Regions from separate parts of the Mus musculus genome. Here region 2 is linked to region 1. A link is a loop called in an ENCODE intact Hi-C map of the cell type or tissue named here. Cell type or tissue: gastrocnemius. All regions are shown on one strand. Each heading gives the region's core, and the rest is flanking DNA. Links, peaks and the distances in the headings are about the cores only.

What was found. Peaks named below come from ENCODE experiments on the same cell type or tissue, not always from the same donor. Only the 100,000 strongest peaks of a DNase experiment are listed, where the experiment ranks them.
Region 2: a loop joins it to region 1, with 4 times the contacts of the local background. A loop is called at or near these places in 13 of 42 quality-filtered maps.

The regions. Positions count from the first base shown.
Region 1 is chr15:98,065,885-98,073,325 of GRCm38, reverse strand. It overlaps Senp1 (SUMO1/sentrin specific peptidase 1), which reads left to right. Exons shown (of 18, transcript NM_144851.5): 7 at 6,465-6,568; 8 at 6,651-6,922. Gm25668 (a small nucleolar RNA gene) reads right to left here and starts at 3,572; the gene lies at 3,446-3,572. In gastrocnemius, for the core only: a CTCF peak has its summit at 3,546; a DNase peak (open chromatin) is centred at 3,342.
Region 2 is chr15:98,163,668-98,171,108 of GRCm38, reverse strand. Ccdc184 (coiled-coil domain containing 184) reads right to left here and starts at 3,303. Exons shown (of 1, transcript NM_177716.3): 1 at 975-3,303. The coding sequence starts at 2,793. The coding sequence ends at 2,218. It also overlaps a transcript of Asb8 not described here. In gastrocnemius, for the core only: no CTCF peak of the experiment used is centred there; DNase peaks (open chromatin) are centred at 1,569, 2,540, 2,820 and 3,308; H3K4me3 peaks cover 1,664 bases.

The sequences.
Region 1 (7,441 bases), core at 826-5,825:
TTCTGAGTTGTTTTGGAGGATTATACTGTTTTTGCAGTACTGGGAGTCACGTCCAGGGCCTCAAGCCACTGGGCTATGTTTCCAGCCCAGTTTTTTAATTCAGAATTCCTCTGGTATTGTCAATCTTTCATATTGTGCGATCAGTTTTGGGTTGATTTTGTATGGTGTGAGAAGTAGGGACCGAGTTTCACTCTGCTACATGTGGACCTTAGGTTGTTCCAGAACTGTTTGTTAAAACTGACTTTTCTTTAGCATGTTTTGTTTTGGTTTTGGTTTTGTTTGGTCACCTCTGCTGAGAATCGAATGGCTGAAAACTGTGGGGTTACTTCTGAATCGCCTCTTCTGTTGGCCTGTGTCTGGTTTTTTGGAAGTAGCATGCTGGTTTTGTTCATATGGCTTTAGTGTAATTTTACAACAGAATTTATACTACTTTGTCTATTTAGTCTTTTTCATGTTTACATATGAATTTTAGGTCAGTCGGTTGGTTTGTCCATTTGCCTCCTTTCCTTTAAGCTTTTGAAACATGGAACTCAGGCTGCATAGCCAAAGATGACCTTGAACTCCTGGTTTTCTTGCCTCCATATCCAGGAGCTGGGATGGTAGGTATGTGCCACCATACCCAGTTTAGTGTTGGGTGTCTTTTTCTTTTTTTCTATGTCTGTGAAGAATGCCAGTGGCATTTTGATGGCGTTTTCATTTTCTTTATAGATCACTTTCAGTAAGAGTTAATTTTACAATATTAATTCTGCTGATCCACGAACATTGGAGTTGTTGCTGTTTTCTGTGTCTTCCCTTTCTTTAGTGTTGTATAGTTCTCACTGAAGAAGTCTCGCCTGATTGGTTAGATTTATCCCTCCGTGTTGTTCTGCGTTTGCCCTCCCCTAGGCACCCATTTGTGAGTGTGAAGCTGCTGTGGAGAGAATCCTTTTCCCAAACCTGTTTATTTTGTTCTGTTTTGGTTTTACTTTTTGTTGTCAGCTCTTTTCAGTTTATTGCATGAAAGAATTACCAGATTAAAAGCCGGAGAGATGGCTCAGCCGTTAAAGGTCAGGCTTACAACCAAAAGTATAAAAGCAGACCCCAGATGGTTACATTTTACAAGCTGTGAGGGTGTATAAACTTATAGCAGGGACAGAAGGAAAATTCTACTCATTGCAAGGAAATCCTCAGTTAAACTTGAGAGAGCAGCCACTTAGATCCTAGCGCTTTCAGCGGAGCCTCCTTAGCCCAGTCTCTGAGGAACTGGAGTACATCCTGTGCTGGTCACCCAGCAGCTGAATCACTTCTCCATGCTCTCCATGCTCAGGTACACCGCCACCGCCACCGCCACCGCAGGCAGGTTTCCCCCCGAGTCATCAGCCATCCCTGACAGCACCGGCTCTTCCTGCTGTTTCTCTGTGAATTCTTAGAAGGAAGCAGGCCAACACCCTTCCAGGCATCAACAAGGGAAGAGCCTGGGGAGCAGACAGACATAGGAGTCATGTCCTGGGTGGCTCTGGGAGAAGCTGTTGGGGGAAATAACTGTGTTTAGTTTGTATCTTGCTACTTTGTTGAAAGTACTTACCAACCCTCAAAGTCTGTTAATGGAGTCTTTATGGTCTTTTAAGTATAGGATCCTATCATCAGCAAGTGGGGGTAATTGGTGACTTCCTTCTTTCCTATTTGTTTTTCTTTTTTTTTTAAGATTTATTTATTATTTATTATTATATGTCAGTACACTGTAGCTGCCTTCAGATGCACCAGAAGAGGGTGTCAGATCTCATTACAGATGGTTGTGAGCCACCATGTGCTTGCTGAGATTTGAACTCAGGACCTTCGGAAGAGCAGTCGGTGCTCTTAACCACTGAACCATCTCAACAGCCCCTTTTTTCCTATCTGTAATGCTTTTTTTTCTTTTCTTCTTCTTGTCTTACTGCTCTACTAGAAATCAGTAAGAGTGAGAACCCTTGTTTTGTTCCTGAGTTTAGAAAAAACACCTTTCATTTTCCCCCCATTCAACATATCCCATAAATACTATAGGGTATTTATACACTCTTTTTGTTTTCTTACTTTTTACTTTTTATTGATTCTTTGTGAACATCACATTATGTATCCTGGTCCCACTCATCTCCCTATCCCCTCATACCTGCCCTCTACACTTGCTACCTCCTCTGCAACAGGAAAAAAAAAATCTCCTTGTGAGCTGCAGTGTATCACACTGTATCCACAGAATTCCCTTTTGTCCACACTTCTTTGCTTGCAAATGTTCATTGCAGTGATATGTTGATCTGGTACAAGGCCTCTGGCTTCTGCTACTCACTGGGACTCCTCAGATCCCCTGTTGTTGCCATGGAGATCCTGCAGTTTTTGGATCTGTAGGATCAGCACTGCAGTAGTTCGTTGATGGGGTTGGACCAATTGAAAGCTCTGGATCTGGACCTGAGAGGTATCGGAGATGGTCAGCCCACCAGCTCTCATGCTCTCGTGCCTCCAGGAACAGCTCACCTATGACCCCCACAACCAGAGCCTGCTGCCAAGGCAAGGTGCTGCAGCCAGTGAAGGATATGGCCAGTTCTCCCGCTCTCAAAATCCTGGAACCAACTTTACCTTCTGCCACAGATGGTGAGGGAGGAAAGGAGGGCATCTCTCCCTCCTCTGCACCACTATCTAGCAGACAAGAGGCAGGGCTGACTCCCACTCTGGCCCTTGTGGAGCCGGCTCACCTGCAACCCACACAGGCAGCTGGCTATGGGTGGAGTCGGCTCTCCTGCTGTCATGTCTCTAGGGCCAGCTATCCTACAGTGCCCAGGTGAGGAGCAGGACAAGATTTGCACAGCCCTCAGACATCAACATGTCCCCATGGTGGCCCAAACCAGGGACATCTGCCTAGCCTTTGGTGGTAACAGACCTCTGCTGCTGCAGGGCCACCAACCCAGACAGGTCCCCCAGTGTCAGCACAGCCCAGGAACCCACCCATCATAGGTCATAGGTGGCATCACCAGCTACTCACATCAAGCTGTTTCTCACTACCCTCAAGTCTCCAGTTCTTCCTCTCTTCATTGTGCCCATATCGTTCTGTTTCTCTGTCTCTTCCATTTCTCCAGCCCTTACTTGCTCCTCTTAGTGGCATCTGTGGTCTCTGAGTGTCTGGGGGTCGATTCAGGAGTGATTATGGTGCTGGGCAGGGCTCATCTTAAGCATGATCTGTCCTGTCCTCCCCCCAGGCCTGGGGGTGGCAGACTGGTGTTCATCACAGGCTAGCTTCCTATCTGGACTCCTTGACATCAGTCTGTGGTGGTCATTTCTGGCTCATTCCTCTACTGGCCCACCCAAGTGGCCATCTGTCTAGGCTCATTCCCACCTGGGGCCCGTGGCCCCTGGCAGTGTTCTCCTAGTCTCTGGCTTGCTTCCTGTCCAGGCCCTTGGTGCCAGTTTGGTGGCTGTCCCAGGGTCTGTGTTTTCAGGGAGTATTAAGCGTCTAATCATTCAGATGTCCACAGGTCAGAACCCTGAACACAGACATGGCCCTGTCCTATCTGCCACCTACTGACACACACGGGACACAGCAGCCACACCTGCATCACCTCTAGGCTTTATGGTATGCGGCATCTTACCTTCAAGGCTTTGAACTTGAAGGGCATTGAGCTCTGTCAGACTTGCGTTTGCAGCTGTGGGGACGATAGTGAGATACTACGTCTTGCTTTCTGCTTGTGAGTGATTGTGTTCCCTGACATGTGTGTCAGCCTTGCATCACTGGAGTAAAACCATGGTCTACACTGTTCCTATTGTGTTGAGTTTTCTTTGGAACTTATTTAGGATTTTTACATCTATGTTCATCAAAGGATTTGGTTTATTTTCACTAAAGGTAGGTGGATCTTAGTGAGTTCAAGATTAGGCTCATCTACAAAGCAAGTTCAGGAAAGCCAGGGCTCTTTCACACAGAGAAATCCTATCTCAAGAAACAAAACAAAATAGAAAAAAAATTTTGGTTTATCATTTTCTTATTGTGTCCTTATCCAGTTGTCTCAGGGTAGTACTGGCTCTATAGAATGAGTTTGAAAGGTTGCTTTCCTATTTGTGGAATAGTTTGAAGAGCATTGGTATTGGTTCTTAAGTCTGGAAGGATTCTTGGTCAATGTCTGGTCCTGGTTTTCTATGTCAGGAGACTTTGATTAGTGCTTCAGTATCATTATTGATCTGTCTAGGTTATTGTTGTACTGCATTCAATTTTGTTAGGTCATATAAATATCTAAAAATATATACATTCCTTCTGGATTTTTCCAGTTTATTGGAATGCATACATGTTTTGAAAATTTTGCTCTTTTTTTTCTTTTTGTGTATTTTGTCTTGTTTTTAGAGACAAGGTTTCTCTGTATAGCCCTGGCTGTTCTGTAACCACGCTGCCCTCAAACTCAGAGGTCCACCTGCCTCTGCCTCCTGAGCTAGGACTGAAGGTGTGCACCACCACTGCCCACTGGAAATAGTGTTCTCTTTCTCTCCCTCTCTTCAGTGACATCCAACTGTAGTCATTCTGCGTGCGCACAACAATTCTGATTTTCCTTTAGGTCGCTGTGGGGCTGTGCTGTCTCCATGGCAGCCCTTACTCCCTGACGTGGGATCTCCCAGGTGAACTCACAAGTCACCCGCACACCCAGTCTGCCTAGCTAGATTGCTCCAGGAATTCCATCTCCACCTTGTGAACACTGGAGTTCTAGGCAGGCTGCCGTCTATTCCCCAATGGCGTTTAGCTGGTCCTGGGGAGCCAGAGCCCATCCTCGGCTCTGTCTGCTCTCAGCCTAGAACGGATCTCTTTATGGTTTTATTTGGGAGGAGCAGCCTTTTCTTGGAGGCTCATCCTCATATCACCCAGAAGGGAAAAATCAAGCTGCCAAGACAGCAGCGACACAGAAGCAAAACAAAGACAAGAAACAGTGAAGGACAGTCACTAGGCCACGGACATAGGGAGGGAGGGAGGGAGGGAGGGAGGGAGGGAGGCAGCAGCAGTGTAGAATACACTGGGAACTTAAAAGTTAGTAAAGGTAAACATGAGAAAAACTGAAGAGTTAAAACAAAGGAGTCTAGGAAAGAAAAAAGGAAGAAAGAAGCAAGGGTACAGGAAAAGAGTAATTTACAGAAAACAAAGACATTTAACATTTTCCTACTGTCGGGGGTCAGAGATAAGACTTGAGTCCTACTCTCTGGCCAGTAATTAAATCCTGCCGCTCCAGAACTTTATTCTACAGGATCCCGACCCCTTGGGACCTCTGTCCACCAAACGCTTGCTTAGTTTTTCCTTTTGTTTTAATCGTTTAGCTGTCAACTGTCAGGAGATTGGAGTGGTCATACTTCACAATTGAAATGTCTATGACAGTGCAGCAACAGTGAAAGGCTCGGGAAGGGAAACATTAGTGCCTGCTTACTTTCAGAATTGGTTACTTAGTTCATTCTGCTTTTACTAAGCCTTTACAATCACACAAAATGGTAGTGCTTCTATTGAATATGTCCTCTAATGCATTTTGTGAAAATGAGTGGCTGAGAAAAGCAAAGAAGCCGTGTCTGTTGGTGAGCCCAGCATGGCTGTGTGTAGAGTGGATGCTTGCACTTGCAGGAGGCCTTGTCTCCCTCCCTGTGACCTCCTTTTTTCTGCTCGTCCTTGATGTTAAGACTCCTGAGTGCACCAAGCACCTTCCTGTCTTAGGCTCGGTGTTTGTGTATACACAGCCTTCTACTCCCCATCTGCTTCCTCCCTTAGTTGAGGTTTCTGCTGAAAGGTCATCTTAGAGAGATTGTGCCTCTTCTTGCTCTTTGCCTCCATCACTTTTATCCCCCTTGTCCTTTAAGTTTCTTCATGCCATGAACAAGTTTTTGATTGACAGTCTTTGTAATAACTATAATATAAACTTCACAAAAGCTGGCAATTTATTTTATTCAGTTTGTGAGTCTCAAATGACTAGAGCACAGTAGATGTTCAGTTCAGTGAGTAAATTCTACAGATTATATGCTTTTTTTTTTTAAATACTAAATTGAGACTTAGAGAAAAATAAGTGAATGGTGGAGATAGAAGCCATCTTTAAAGAGTCCTTGCACCTGTGTAGAATAAGGAGCTGTTTGCAGGATACCTCTGATGGCAGTTGGCTGTATGCTTCTCTCCTCAGGACCTTTGTAATCAGCATCAGCACTCAAGGGGTTATTCAGCATTCTAATTTACAAGTCTTATTTTTGTACTCCTTATCATCTGAGTGATTAAATAATTGCTTCTGACTTTCTGGTTTCCTAGTCAATACCTTCTCAGCACTGTTAGCCCACCGTGGTTTTCCACAGCATGCTATCTCTGAAAGCTGAGTCTGCTTGTCATCTCCCACGCACAGTCATTAATGCATGATATTTCCCTATCTTCAGGACTGCTAGAGCTTTGGCAGAAAATCTGAGATCTACATGCCGATTTGAGAAGTGTGTTTAAGATCTTTTCTCTCTCTCCCTTACAGACAGTTCAAGAAGAAGAGAAGGAGATCTACAGACAGCTGCTGCAGATGGTCACAGGGAAGCAGTTCTGTGTAGCGAAACCCACCACACATTTTCCGTTACGCCTGTGAGTCACGAACGCATCTTTCGTATGAACGTAACTGTACAGTTTGCTACTTGATATTGAAACTGCACTCTTCTTTTACTAGGTCTCGGTGTCTTAGTTCCAATAAGAACTCTTTGAAAGACTCGCTGTTGAGAAACGGAAACTCTTGTGCATCTCATGTCATTGGTTCTGATACGTCATCCTCTGGATCTGCCAGCATTTTAACTGCACAGGAGCAGTTGTCCCACAGTGCACATTCCCTGTCATCTGGTACCCCAGATGTTGCCTTTGGATCCAAAGACTCTGATCCTCACCATCACCTCGCTGCACCTCATCAGCCAAATAGCTTACCAGCATCAAATACACAGTCCGAAGGTAAATAATACTAACAGCCAGGTAACTCTTCATTGGATCTGTTGTAGGCAAAACTGTAGTACATATAACTCAGTACATAATAGATTTTAATTGAATACATGTGATCCAGGTAGCTAAGCCGTGCTAACACCAAGCCCAGGTCAGATTCGTTCCTCTCTTCCCTCCTTTCTCTTCCCTCTCCCCCTCTCTTGCTCTTTAAAGGATGCTCCTTTCTCCTACGCACCCATGACTTGCTATACTATTTGATTTATTTCTAAAGGGCTCTTACTATGTATGTGCCCTGCCTGCTTGGCACTTGCTATGTGGTAGGCTGGCCTTGAACTCGTGCCAGTCCTCCCCAGAGAGCTGGGATTACAGGATCCTCTACCATGCTAGGCTAAATGTTTTAACTTCCTGAGAAGAGTCAAAGCTCACTCAGCCCAGCTGCTTCAGGGATTGCTTTTTGTTTCTCTTACTTTATAATGCACGTGGGAGGTTCTCTGCAGTTCTGTGGACTCTCAAACATTAATCAAGTATTTA
Region 2 (7,441 bases), core at 816-5,815, 98 kb before region 1:
CACCGTTTGTGCACGTGCGTACACAGAGGCACAAATGCACAGGTACATCAGTAATAAGCATTTAAAACCCGGGGTGGGGAGTTGTCTCTAGACCTTCCCTGGGTTCTGCTTCGCTGGAGGAGTCATCCCCACTCTACCTGGCCAGGAGAACCACCGAGAAGCTAACATTTGCACAAGATGTCCTAGGAGTCATAGTTTTATTCCTAGCATATGCATTGTGAAGAGCAAGTCTTAGGCAGTCAACTCAGTGTTGGAATTAAAAACTCAAACCTGCATCAAACCCTTCAGTGTCCTTTAGCCTTCTCTGTAACAGAAGTAATTTACATCTCTCTCTCTCACTCACACACACACACACACACACACACACACACACACACACACACACACACATCATAGTCGGCTCTCAACCTTTGTTCTGGGGCAGCCTCAGGAAATCTCCATCTCCCGAGGGAGCAGCCTCGAGATGATGTCAGTGTTGACTCCCCGGGGAGTACCTTGCCCACATCTTCCACTAGAGGCCTGAGGCAGTGCCTGTGGTTTCCTTAGTGATGTGTCACTCCACTCCAGAAACCCCGGGCAACCCCTCCAGAACAGTGACTCCCACTCCATCCCTAGAACAGGTGGCATGCCTGCTGTACCAGGGCTCTCACTCAGAAGTCACCCCCATGGCTTGCTTCACTGAAATCTCTTGCAGGTGTGGAGTGCTGGCTACCAAAACCCTTGTTAGCCGGGCCGGGTATTTCCAGGCAGATCTCTGCATTTTCCAGGTCCACATTGGATCAAGGTCCAGGGCAGAAGGGAAAGCAGACAGAGCTGGCAAGCTTGTCCCAACCAGGACAAAGTCAGTTAACTCTTTGGGACTGGAGGCAAGAAGAGAGGAGGGAAGGCATTGGTCCCCTACATTTTCTCCTAAGCCCTGATCCACACAGCAGACCCAGAAGCCCCAGCCTTAAACCCACTTAGTACCAGTCAGCAAGAGGGGAGATGGTGCCTTTTTATTAAGGTTGACATCAAGCAAAGCACTAAGAAAGGATACACAGAGGAGGGAAGGGGCACACACAGTCACCACTTCGGAAGGTAGGAGCACATCAGTTAAGGACACTCAGGACAGCCACATGCTCCGTGCCCTGGGTTGAGGAGTGGGGCATAAAAGGGAAAAGAGCAGAAAGCGCCATGATAGCCTGGGGCTTGCAGACGGGTCTGAAGCCCCCTGAACCTAATACTAGAGCCACAAGCCCTGCCCCTGAGGGCTCACACACTACTACACAAGTGGACACACATAACACAAGACATTATGGAGGCAACACCAGAAAGCAGAGGGTACCGACATATTGACAGGAAAAAAAAAATAATAAAAGGAACTGAAGTTAAGCAGGTATAGCCAGAAAAGACAGCTTGGGGCTGCAGCGCCCCCTCCCCCAAGAGTTCCTCAGATGTCCCCTTAAATCTGGACAGTTGCTGAGCAGTCCTAAGTCTCTGCCTGCGACCTGAGCACTTTGTTCTCTAGGCCCAGGTGAGTGGCCAAGCAATCCCAGGTGAAGTCAGCGACGGGGCAGGCTCGGCTCTGCATGCTCAGTGCCAGAGCTTGAGCTCTTGTGTCTTCATGCACATCAGAGCCAGCTCCTCCCAGCCTAGGGGCCCTGGGAACCCGAGTACCCTGACTCCTAGGGCCGCAGTTCCCTCCTCAAGCTTCCTTTACCCATCAGCAGTTGCAGAGCGATCTGTAAGGGGGAGAGGTTTCCGCAGAGCACTGAATATCTTGGGTTTGGGGAAAAGGGTAAATTTCCTGTTGCCAGAACAGAATACCCCAACTCCTTAATTTCTAGGTAAATAGAGATTATTTGCCAAAGTCCTAGATGACTCCTTTTTCAGAATAGAAAAAGCAGAATTTTATTTACATAATTCAATGGTCCTCCTGTTTCCTAGGAAGAGGGGAAGGGGGCAAGGTAAAGGGATAGATGAGAGTCCAGAGATGGGCACGTCCTTTCTGGGAACCTCACCTTTCTGCAGTTTGCTATGATGCCTGCTTGGGTGGAATTCGCGATGCTTCCAAAGTCCTTGACTCTACAAATCCTTCTGTGAGGGAGTCTCTCTCCCTGACCTATAAGGACCACGTTTGAAGTGAAGAACACTGCACCGCACTGTTCAGTCCCCTCGGGTTAAGCACTTGGAAACCCAAAGCCAGCGCGGGTAGTTGGTTCCCTGGTGGGGTCTCCCTCACAGAGAGGCCTCGCCCTCCAGCTGCAGCAGGGTAATGTCAGGAAGGTCGGGGGGCTCCACAAGTGGCCCATCCTCCCCAAGGAGACCGGGGCTCTCAGAGAGCTCGCAGTGACTGGTGGGTGTGGCGGGGTTAGGTGTCTCTTTCTCCTCTTCGTCCTCGTCTTCATCAGGATCACGACCCAGCAAGCCGCTGTCCTCGATCCCAGGCGAAGGTGTCTCTGGTTCATGGGGAACACTTGGGAAGCTCCCCTTGCCGCCGGCCACGCCCAAGCCTCCCTGGCGGGGCGCAGTGGTCATAATCTGGCACATGGAGACTATAGCCCGCTGGTTGGCGCACACGTCGTCCGACAGAACCTGGATGTGCGAGGCCTGCTCGTCCAGTGCCCCTCGCATGGCCCTCACGTCCTCAAACAGGGCCTGCAGCTGGGCCTTCAGGTGCTCCATCAGTTCCTTCATACCGCCGTTATACTCCCCAGAGATCACGTCCCCCACGGCGGGCACCGTGGACACCTCCAGAGGCGCTGGCATGTCGCCGCCGTCCTTGGTCATGATCTCCAGCAGACTGTCCTCCATTGAGTGGCAGAAGCGGGCGGTGGCAGCTCTGGGTCGTGTCCAGCGGGCCTCCAGGGTGGGGGAAGGGTGTGGAGGGGGAGAGGTCCCGGGAGGGACGGGGTGGAGCCCAGGGACACCTAGGCTCCCTAGAGGGGCGGGGAGCCTACGTGAAGAGAGCGGCCCCAGGCAGAGGACACGGGCGGGATCAAGGAGGGCTGAGAAGAGTCTATGGATCGAAGACCTGTCTAGGGTCCCGGGACCAGGATCTTCGGGCTTACCCAGGGGGCAAAAGTGGCTTGCCCGCTCGCCTCCAGTGTGGTACCTATGTCCCCGCCGCCCTCCCGGCAATCACCGACAAAGAGTGCTCACAGGTCACAGAGGCGCTCGCAGAGGGCTCGGGGTCGAGACGGGGACCCGCAGCGCGTCAGTCTCGGGACTCCCCCCAGCCATCCACCAGCAGTGCCCGCGAGTGCGGCTGGAGAGGCAGGGGCGGGTCTCCCGGCGGCGCCGCGGATGCTCCCCCGTTTCCAAGGCGACGCACGGCACGTAAATGACGTGTGTCTCCATGGCAACGAGGAAGTGAGGAAGAAAGAGAACAGGGTTCCGAAGCTGCAGTGAAGCTCTGTTGTATGGGCTGACGGGCGGGGCAGGGATGCTGCAGTAGCCTCAGAGAAGCTGCAAAGAGCATGTGGCTGCAATGTTTAATAGGACAGCATGAGAAAGCAGTTTGCTGCACGACCCCCACCCCCAAGCCGGAGAGAGACCGTCTGCCTGGGGGGGGGGGGGGGGCTTTTCACCCGCTCTCCGCATTCCTTCCTTGGAGGACCATGGGAGAGCCAGGTCCATCCTCCAGCGGCCCACAGGACTGGGTAGCGATTGTTAATAATCCCAGGCGAGCTGGCAGCACCAGGCTTGGAGGTGCAGAGGAAGGCGGAGGGAGGCGCGACCGATCTGCTTCTCCCTTCTGCAGCAAAAAAAAAAAAAAAAAAAAAAAAAAAAAAAAAAAAAAAACAAAAAACAATTTTCCCTCCCTCCAGAAAGCTCAGGGTGAGATACAGTCTCTTATGGGACCCAGCTGTTTCTACCCAGGTTGGGGGGGTATGAAAATTATGAAGCTAAGTACTTAAATTCCGAGAATGAAAACTCCATAACAACAGATTCCCCTCCCCTGCACCCTCCATCACGGAATCCCCAGCGCTTTAAATAGCGTCCGAGACGCAGAGAGCAGATGATGTATTTGTGGAATAGCTACTTAAATAAGAGCCACCAAGTACCATTCTCCTCCCCAGGATTCTCCAGCCCACACATAGTGGACTTCAGAAGACCTGAATACAATTTCCTTTCAGCCCTTAATGACTGAGAGACCTCAGCTGACATCGTTTTCTTGACGGACCGAATAATAGTGTTTCTAAATCTGAGTTAACACTGGACCGAAGTGCAATTGAGTGAATTATTAGGGCCAGCGCCCCTAGTTCCCATCTTTAGATGCCCACTAACCACCCCTGTCCTTTGTGAAAACTCCTTCCCCTACTTAGAGGGTAGAGCAGGAGAAGAGGAGGAGGAAGAAAATTTGGTTATAATATATTTAGAGACGACATAGGCTGGGAAGGTAGTCATCTTGTAGGCTATAACACGCTGACATCGCTTTGATAAAAGGAAGCCAAGTGGTCAAAACCCTGAGTTTACAAGACTCTGGGAAGGAGAAGTAAATGAACAGTGCTGTCTAACTGTATAAAAAATTAAGTGTGGGTGAGTGTCATTGGTCACCTGTAGTTCAGTAACTGCAAGTGTGTTTTTTAATTTCCCTGGTTGTATGTCTTGGCGATGAAGAGTGTCCAGCCAGGTTTTTGAGGCACCAAAGAACAGATTCATCTATGCCTGTCTTACTGCTACTGTTAAAATAAAAGCAAATTAAACTATCTTAAAGTGCCCAGGGTCGGAATGTTTACATAAATAACTTAAGACATATATTGGACAGATGTGAGAAATTTGATTTCCCCAAAACAAAGATGAACACACACACACACCATGCAGTATTGCTTTCTAAAAACTAATGATTAATCTTGTTTCCTTGCTCCTTCAACAAATTTGTTGTTGCTCTTGCCTCTGCCATTCTTGCCATACATGGTCAATAAACTTTAGATGATCCCTAAGCTGGCTCATGAAAGAGCAGAACACTTTTTCTTGGTATCCCTCGGCACAGAGAGTTATACTTTGACTCTCACAGGCTCACCATAACACACATGCACTCGTGTGCAAATGTCTGCTGTTTGTTTTGTTTTCAAACTACAGGAGAACTAGAAACAGAGGCAAGATGCAGCTGAGCTTACCCAGTATGACATCTAATCACGATGTAGCAAAGGTTCTCAGAGCTTTGCAGGACCAGTCCTGCTGTCGTCCCTCCCATGGGAACCTTACTATAGTAAGAAAAGACTGGCATGTTCTGCAGTCTTTCTGCCATGGGCCATTCCTCCCCATCTCTTCTGTGGCACCTCGCATGAAGAATTCTATCTTGATGGTTCTCTTCCAGAGTGCTCCCTGCCTTCTACCCTTGAAGACCGATCCTGTTCTCAGTGAAATGCTTCCCACGTTTGCTGCCAAGATAGGCTTACGTCAGACCTAGCCCTGCTCAGTAGGAGCTGGGTTATGCCATCACACAAGGCCCTTGGCCACTATTGTTGCAGGTACTGTGTGTCAGGGCTTTCAGCATCAGAATATCATGTCGCTCAGAGGCTCTGACCATGCAGCACCCAGAGAGCACAAGGGGTCTGGGCCAAGAGGGAGGGGAATTTCCTGGAGAAGCACTGAAGATCATGGGAAGCAGGTGCAGAGGCCCAGGAGCGTGGCTGATCCAGTCCAATTCCAGGTCAGACATTTGAGAGGGTAGGTGGGAACTTGGGGAGTGGGGTGGGAACTTGGGGGTGGGGCTTGAAAATATAGGGAGGAAACATTGGTTATGTTTGATTAAGAAAAACAGATTTCATAAATTCTGCATGAAAATCAGAGATGGAGGAATACATAGTCTTTGTATTTTAAGGGTGGTGTATACAGGGAAGGAAGCCTTCATTAGCTGGTTGGGTTATAAGCTTGGGTCAATGGGATGCCAGACTCTGTGGATGAGTACCCCAGCCACACTACTAAACTATTCAGAAGAACTTGTCATAGTGTGGCTTTAGTTTCTGGGTGTCACTGTAGCTGTGATGTCCTTTTATCTCACTCTGATTAGCTTGTAGGGAGAAGAGACCTCACACTGTAAAGGTAGCCTCCATGATGTGTGCCCAGTCCTAAGTATCACATTCTTATGAAAACTGCGATTCTGAGTAGACCTTGCTGTTTTCCTGGTCTTCATTATCTGTCTCTGTCTTATACGGCTGGTACAATAAATCTGATAAAGATGCTTCCAGGCTCGGGTGTAGAAGAATACACTAAATCAACTGAAAGTCTAGCTGCTACGTGTTAGTCTAAAATCCCCAAACAGTCATTCCCAAATATAACTTACGAAGCTGTGTTCCTTTCTCAGTATAAGACTGTACCCATTGGTCTTTTTGTCAGCTTGACACAAATTAAGGACACCTGGAAAGACAGAACCTCAGTTAAGGTACGGTTGCCCCCAGACTGGCCTATGGACATGTCTCTGAGACATTTTCTTGGTTGCTAATTGATGCCTAGCCCGTTGTCATAGTTAGGGTTTTACTGCTGTGAATAGACACCATGACCAAGGCAACAGGACAACATTTAATTGGGGTTGGCTTACAGGTTCAGAGGTTCAGTCCATTATCAAGGCAGGAGCATGGCAACATCCAGGCAGGCATGAATCAGAAGGAGTTGAGAGTTCTACATCTTCATCTGAAGACTGCTTGCAGAATACTGACTTCCAGGCAGCTAGGGTGGGGGTCTTAAGCCCACACGCACAGTGACACACCTGCTCCAACAAGGCCATACCTCCTAATAGTGCTGCTCCCTGGGCCAAGCACATACAAACCATCACACCGACGGTGGGTGGTGTTACTCTTGGCAGGTGATTCTGGGTTGTAAAAGAAAGGGAGCTAAACCGGGCATGGTGGCGCATGCCTTCAATCCCAGCACTCGGGAGGCAGAGGCAGGAGCATTTCTGAGTTCGAGGGCAACCTGGTCTACAGAGTGGGTTCCAGGACAGCCAGGGCTACACAGAGAAACCCTGTCTCGAAAAACAAAAAACAAAAAAAAAAAAAACAAAAAAAAAAAAGGGAAGGGAGCTGAATCCGAACATGGAAGCCAGCCAGCAAGTAGCACTCCTTCACAGCCCCACTTCAGTCCCCAAGTCCCTGTCTGGAGCTCCCTGCAATGATGGAGTGTAACCTATAAGCCAAATGACCCCACCCCGACTCCGCCCCAGGTTGGCTTTGGTCAATATTTTACCACAGCAATAAAGAAAGCAACTAGGAGAGAAATCATTACCAGGTGTGGGGTACTGTGGGACAAGTGAGCCCTGCGACCAAGGGAACACTGTGATGGTCCTGACCAAGCTTTTTGGAGAGGATGGTAGAAGCATTTGAAACTTTGGGCTGCAAAGTTATTGAGTACTTAAAGTTTGGTGAGCTGTTCTGTGGGAAATTGGAAGATGCTGCTGAGAGACTGCAGTTGGCAGAGGCATGGCCTGTGAAGAAGTTCCAGGGGGGAAGCAGAGACT